Regions from separate parts of the Homo sapiens genome. Here region 1 is linked to region 2. A link is a contact called in ENCODE Hi-C data. All regions are on one chromosome and are shown on one strand. Each heading gives the region's core, a stretch centred on a gene start or an enhancer-like site at or near the end of the contact. The rest is flanking DNA. Distances are from core to core; before and after follow the strand shown.

Region 1 (3,195 bases), core at 197-2,696, 1.7 Mb before region 2:
ATAATAAATTTATACTGTATTCTTCTTTCCTGCTTAAGGCTTGTCTTTAAATTTAAGCTGCTTCTCTTTAATTCAGTGGCATATGCGCTAAATGTTTTCCCTAGATTATGTTCATTCATCTTCACAACCCAGAAAATAGGTATAATTTTTCATACTTCACAGATGAGAAAACTGATGCTTTACAGAATTACTTGTTAAATTACTTGCTGTACATTACACAGATATTAAATGTGTGTGAAGTTACTGGGGCAATTTAGACGATTCGTGGCATAAAGATAACTGCTGGAAAACTTATAAACATAGGGGTGCAACAATCAGGAAGAGAATGAAATGGAAGGGCCCAGTAGCCCCCTTTTAATATGCTACAATTAGATTCTCAAGGTACAAGAGTTTGTCTATATACTTTGGAAATAAGGAGCAGGATTTTATGATCTTGAAAAATCTTTCAGTTTTCTTATTCTCTAACGACAGATCTATTTTATTTGGCAATGCTAAAAATTATCCTTTATTAGGGTGGCCAATGACTAAGCCAGCAACTGGGAAGCAGCTTACACCACTGGGCCTCTGTAGCACTCACTTCCCCATCTGTTAAGACAGCCATGGCCATTTACCAGTGGAATTTCTACTGTCTTCCCGCTGGCTCCTTTCTGATGTAGCAGTCCTTATCCCTTTTTCTCCAGCAGCCTACATGTTTAGAAAAGCAGCCTCAATTGGCTAAAAGGCCTAATGCTGAAAGAACTCAAGAGAGAAGGAGCCTCAGACAAGTAGCGGCTATGTCCCAAGAGCGGAAGCTCCCCACAACGAGGAACACAAGATAATCCGTCCATCAGCCATTCTTATCCACACCACAGTCGCATCCCCCTCAAAGCTCTCCCAGGGTGCCAGAAATTCTCGCTCTGTCTAGTGTCCCGACTTTCCAAGCGCTTGTAGCCATACCCTCTCCAAATGATGCCACTTGACCTCCCACCGTGATGCAGGCCAAAATTCCTCCTACAAATAAATCCACCAACACCTCCAACGGACTCCATACTTGGGGTATTTTCCTTTCCCTGCTTTCTAAATATCGTAAATCCCCTCTCTGGTCTTGGAAGTCCTTTCTCCCTCACACCTTTCGGAACTCCGTGACTCTCCGCTCTCATGCCTCCGCCTCCATTCTACCCTTAGGGCTCCTCAGCCAGATCTTTGGCTAGAACCATGGTCAAGGGAGAATGCGATTCCGGCTCCTGTCACAGACGCTTAAGTGTGAGCGCAACCCAGCCCGCCTCCTCCTCCACGCCCCTCACACTCACGTGTCGTGGGAAACTGGAGTAGCCAAAGCTCAGAATCCCCAGTGAATACCCTTCTGGGGATGGGAGACGGGGCCAGCTAGGGGCCGGCCGCAGACCCCGGTCCCAGAGCTAGTTTCAGAGGCCAGCGTTCCCCCTAGCGCCTCGCTGTGCCCCACTCTGGGAACCGGAAACAGGAAGCGCCAAGAGGCCGCTGGGCAACCGCTCCTCCCACCAGACCCCGCGGCATGTGACCATAGAACCATTTCGCCCCTTTCCCCTTCCCGGGCTCCCTGATAATCTTAAACTCTGATTGGCCAGTATTCTGGGACTTTAGCTCCGCCCTCGTTCCATCAGCTCCAATCACTATCGAGGTTGTCGTTTCGCCTTTTCTGGTTGCCTTTCTTTCAATGGGGTCCCAGAGTCCCGCTTCCAGGGCCTCTCGGCTCGCGCACCCCGGTCACGCGGGGTCACGCGCCTGACCGCTCCCGGGTAGGGTTCGAGTGAAGAGGGTGAGAGGGGCAGGTGGCGGAAGCGGAAGTTACGCAGGCAGCTCGCCCTCGGGCTCCGCGGGAGTTGTAGTTCTCACGCTAGGTCTCCTCCGGGCGCTTCCCTAGCCCGTTCGCCGCCTGAGAGGGACGCTGTTCCGCCGCGTGGAAGCTTCGAGTCTCGACTCCACTGTTGACCCCTAGACGAGAGTAGTGCAGCGACGGGGCCGTGATGTGCGTCCTGGCTTTCTTAACGACACCTCTCCTCTGTATTTCCTTTTTCCAGTTGAGTACCTTGGGGTGAATTATTATTGTTACTGTTATCTCTGTCGTTCCTTACTGCTTCGTGGTATTTTGCTTGATAAGCATGCTCTGCAACCACCTCTGTTCGCCAGAGGTTACTTCTGCAAAGTAGGAAGAAACGAGCAATACGATGGTAATCTTTGCGCCTTTGCTAAGATCTTTTGTAGGTTCCTTATGTCTTACTAGCCACTTGTTGAAGTCCTGCTCATTCTTAAACTCTGTTCAGATGTTATTTTTCCTGTAACTTCGTGCATTCACTCTCTTCAGAATTAACAATTTCTTCCTGTGGACCCTCGCTTGTGGCTTGTACCTGGCTTTAGCATGTTTTCATTCCGCTTCCACTCTTACGTTGCTTCTATGTGTGCCTCTCTGGCTCTATGCAGGTGCCTGGATTTTTGATTCTTACCCCTCTCATTAGAACTACTACAGTGTTTTGAGTCTAATAATAATAAAAGCTAACGGATGCATATCTCGGTGGTGCCCGGCACTTTTGTAAGTGCTTTAAACGATAGTTAATTCACTTGGTCTTCACACCAACCTTATGAGGAAGTATCTTATCCCAAGTTTACAGATGAGTAAATTAAAGCAGATAGAAGCTAAGTAACACCGTGGGTCCCAAGCTATTAAGTTATGGAGCCAGTATTTAAATAGTCTCCATAATCCATGCTCTCAAGCACTACGCTTTACCGACTGTATGCCATTCTGCATTTCTTTGTTTATTAGTAATACATTCAGTTCAGGCTAGGTAGTAATCATATCTGGGTTGGATGTTGCCCCAATAAAAAAAAAAATTAAATTTTTTTCTTCCTGAAAATGAAAGTAATTTGTGATCAGATAACACAGAAAACAACAAAACAAAAATCATACATAAACTCACCAGGAGGGTGTGTATTTCCTTCATGAATATATGTTGTTTCCTTTTTTCAAAAATGTATCAGTCCCACACTGTGGCTCATGCCCGTAATCCCAGCACTTTGGGATTCCGGGGCAGAAGGATCACTTGAGGTCAGGAATTCAAGACTAGCCTGGGCAACATAGTGAGACCCCTTCTTTCAAAAAAAAAAATCAGCTGGGCTTGGTGGTGCACACCTGTAGTCCCAGCTGCTTGGGAGCCTGAGGCTGGAAGATTGCTTGAGCCT
Region 2 (2,917 bases), core at 301-2,800:
ATAATTGCAGGGCTGGCCCGGTGGCTCATGCTTGTAATCCCAGGACTGTGGGTGGCTGACGCTGGTGGATCCCTTGACCTCAGGGGTTTGAAGCCAGCCTGGGCAACATGGGGAAACCCATCTCTACAAAAAATAACATAACATAACATAACATAACATAACATAACATAACATAACATAACATAACATAATTAGCTGGGTGAGGTGGCGTGGGCCTGTATTCCCAGCACCTCGGCAGGCTGAGGTGAGGGATCACTTGCACTAGGGAGGGGGAGGTTGCAGTGAGCTGAGATCGTGCCACTGCACTCAGATCTGGGTGACAGAGTGAGACCTTGTTTCAAAATAATAATAATAATAATAATTGCAGGACTGTAGTTAACGTGAGTTCTGCCTGAAATGCTTGATACTCTTCTCCTTTCCTAATATACGTTCCTTCTCTAATTTTTTATTCTTGCTCTCACAGAACATTGTCCAAAGCCTGCTTATAGGACTTAATATGCATACTGCTTTATAGTTAAATGTCTGTGCCTCCCACCAAGACAAATCTGCTTTAGTTAAATTTGTCTTACTCATTACTGTACCTTAAAATTTTGTATTTGCTTGTTGTCCAGCACAAAACGTGCATTCAAAAAAACCCAAAAAATATATATCCAAATGAACTTTCTTGTTGCAGGTAGGCAAGATCAATGTAACATTCTCTAAGGATAGCGCTGTCAGAAAACACACTGTTGCACACTACTTGGGTAGCAGTTTCACCTCATCCTCTGCTCATACTGCTCTGGAAGTCTGTTTTTTTCTCTCAAAGGCCAAGTCTCTCATTTCGAGACTCATCTCAAGAGTGCCGTCCTCTAAGAAGATCTTCCTGACTCCCTCCTGTGGAACTTTACCTCTCCCCTCTTGCTTGGTACTCTTCATGCGTCCTATGGTGAACAATTACACGTAAACACCTAAAACATATTATTATTCTCATTTGTTAACACGTTGGGCTCCTCCCCTTCAAAGAAAACACACAGCCTAAATGAAAAAAAGGTACTGGTCACCACAAGATTTTATTCATCCACTGGACCACCCGCTGGTGGGGGTGTTTTCAAAAAAGTGCTAGCATTTTCAATCAGGGCGACGATCTAGAGTCCCTTCTGGTGCACTGTTACAGAATTCTGATTACTGTAGGTTCAACTTTTCAGTTTGTGACAGGATTAGCTTTAATTTATTGCAATTAATTCTCTTTCATTTATAAAACCAACTTATGCCTCCTCTATTCTTAAGCTCCTATTTCCTTCGAGGGAAGCAGTGGCCTCCGCCGCCTGTACCCTCCACACCACCCGGCCTCTCGGTCTCGCTCCCCTTTCCCAGCACCGCGTGCCGTGGGCCTCTTCTCACCGTCCGGCCGAAATTCGAACTCCAGAAACTCGTGCCCAAACTTGCCCTTGTGCCCTACGTAGTAGCGCAGGTAGAAATCGCTAGCCACAGCCATTTTTGTACCCGGGAAGCCCGCCGAAAACGCAGCCAACGTGTCCCCCGGCGCCTTGCAGTGACGTCATCGCGCGGAATAAGTGCGTCACCACAGGCGCTTCTCTTCCTCCTGCAGTGCAGCCCTAGACTAAAGCGTGAAAGCCGAGTATCGCGTGAGAGTCCGGAGGCGCTGAAGGGAGGGTCGCAGCGCCGTGACTTTCGCTTTACTAGGAATGGAGGCACATTGTTTTCAAAATAAAGATTACATTATACTAGCAAAGATTAGAAATGTGAGCATATGATAGTCTTTTTTATGGACTTAGAGCTAAAGGTTTGCAAGTCACTTTTACTTTTCTGGTCTCCCAATCCTTGCGGCGTTTGTGAGGTGGGTGTGGCTCTATGCCCCCTTTAACTGTGAGCTAAATAAAGATAAAGCTTAGAATCGAAATGGCAGACCGGGAATATAAACTATTTTTCTTACTTAATTTCTAACAGGGTGCTTTCCCTTTGGATAGCGATTGGTAGTTACCCGGGACCTCTAAGCCTATAATAATAGAGACAAAGTCAAAGGAATCCAACTCTTAAAACCCTCACACCCCCCACACCTGAAAAACCCTGACAGTCACCGTGCTTTTTTTAACAGCAGAACTTCTAAGGTTCTTAATTCATTCAATAAGGGTTAACTTTTAGTAGCCTGTGAAGTTTTGGCAATTTGACTTACGATACAATAATGGTTTAGCCCATTATTGTTTCTCGCCAGATAGAATTAAATTGGGGGAATGAAAGAATGCTCCAGTGTGGCGTAGTTTTTAAGGTAAGGGAAAGACTTTTACACAAAGTTTCCTTTTCAGATATTATTGATCACCCTTTTGTTATCAACACACAGAGTAATCCTATCTGTCGGTTGACAACCTTCAGTGATTTTTAGTAGAAAGTGGTGGAGAGAAGACCTGGGATTCAATCCCAACACTTAACAGCTAACTAACCTCGGGCAAGTGACTATCTCTAAGCCTGTTTGTTCATCAGCCTAATGCATATACAGCAATCTACATTGCCAAGCTCACAGAATTCTTGAGAGATCTAATGAGATAATATGTAAAATAAGCTTTAAATTTTATAAAACATTAGTTTTAACAAACATTTCCTATGTGACAGTTTGAAACTAGAAATAAGCCATTTGATCTGGTAGTCTAGAAAAGAAAGCAAACACGTAAGGCGAATACCAGCACAAGGGAGCAATTGCTATAATTAAGAATATATGTGCCATCCTGGCCAGCATGGTGAAACCCCGTCTCTATTAAAAATACAAAAAAATTAGCTGGGCGTGGTGGCGCGTGCCTGTAATACCAGATACGCGGGAGGCTGAGGCAGGAGAATTGCTTGAACCCTGGAGGCAGAGGTTTCAGTGAGCTGAGATCGTGCCACTGCATTCCAGCCTGGGCAACAAGAGCGAAACTCTGTCTCA

The links. A loop is a pair of places that touch in the nucleus more often than their neighbours do. Pooled maps may share reads with other maps.
Region 1: a pooled map shows a loop between it and region 2 (9-fold over the local background). The contact joins the promoter of M6PR here to the promoter of MAGOHB in region 2. A Hi-C loop is called at or near these places in 12 of 50 pooled maps.

Annotation. Positions count from the first base shown.
Region 1 is chr12:8,948,199-8,951,393 of GRCh38, forward strand. M6PR (mannose-6-phosphate receptor, cation dependent) reads right to left here and starts at 1,447. Exons shown (of 7, transcript NM_002355.4): 1 at 1,290-1,447. It also overlaps a transcript of KLRG1 not described here. RefSeq lists enhancers at 711-1,616, 1,617-2,521, 2,020-2,149 and a silencer at 1,827-2,041.
Region 2 is chr12:10,612,059-10,614,975 of GRCh38, forward strand. It overlaps MAGOHB (mago homolog B, exon junction complex subunit), which reads right to left and starts at 1,551. Exons shown (of 5, transcript NM_018048.5): 1 at 1,381-1,551. The coding sequence starts at 1,474. RefSeq lists enhancers at 608-1,487, 1,272-1,671, 1,488-2,365.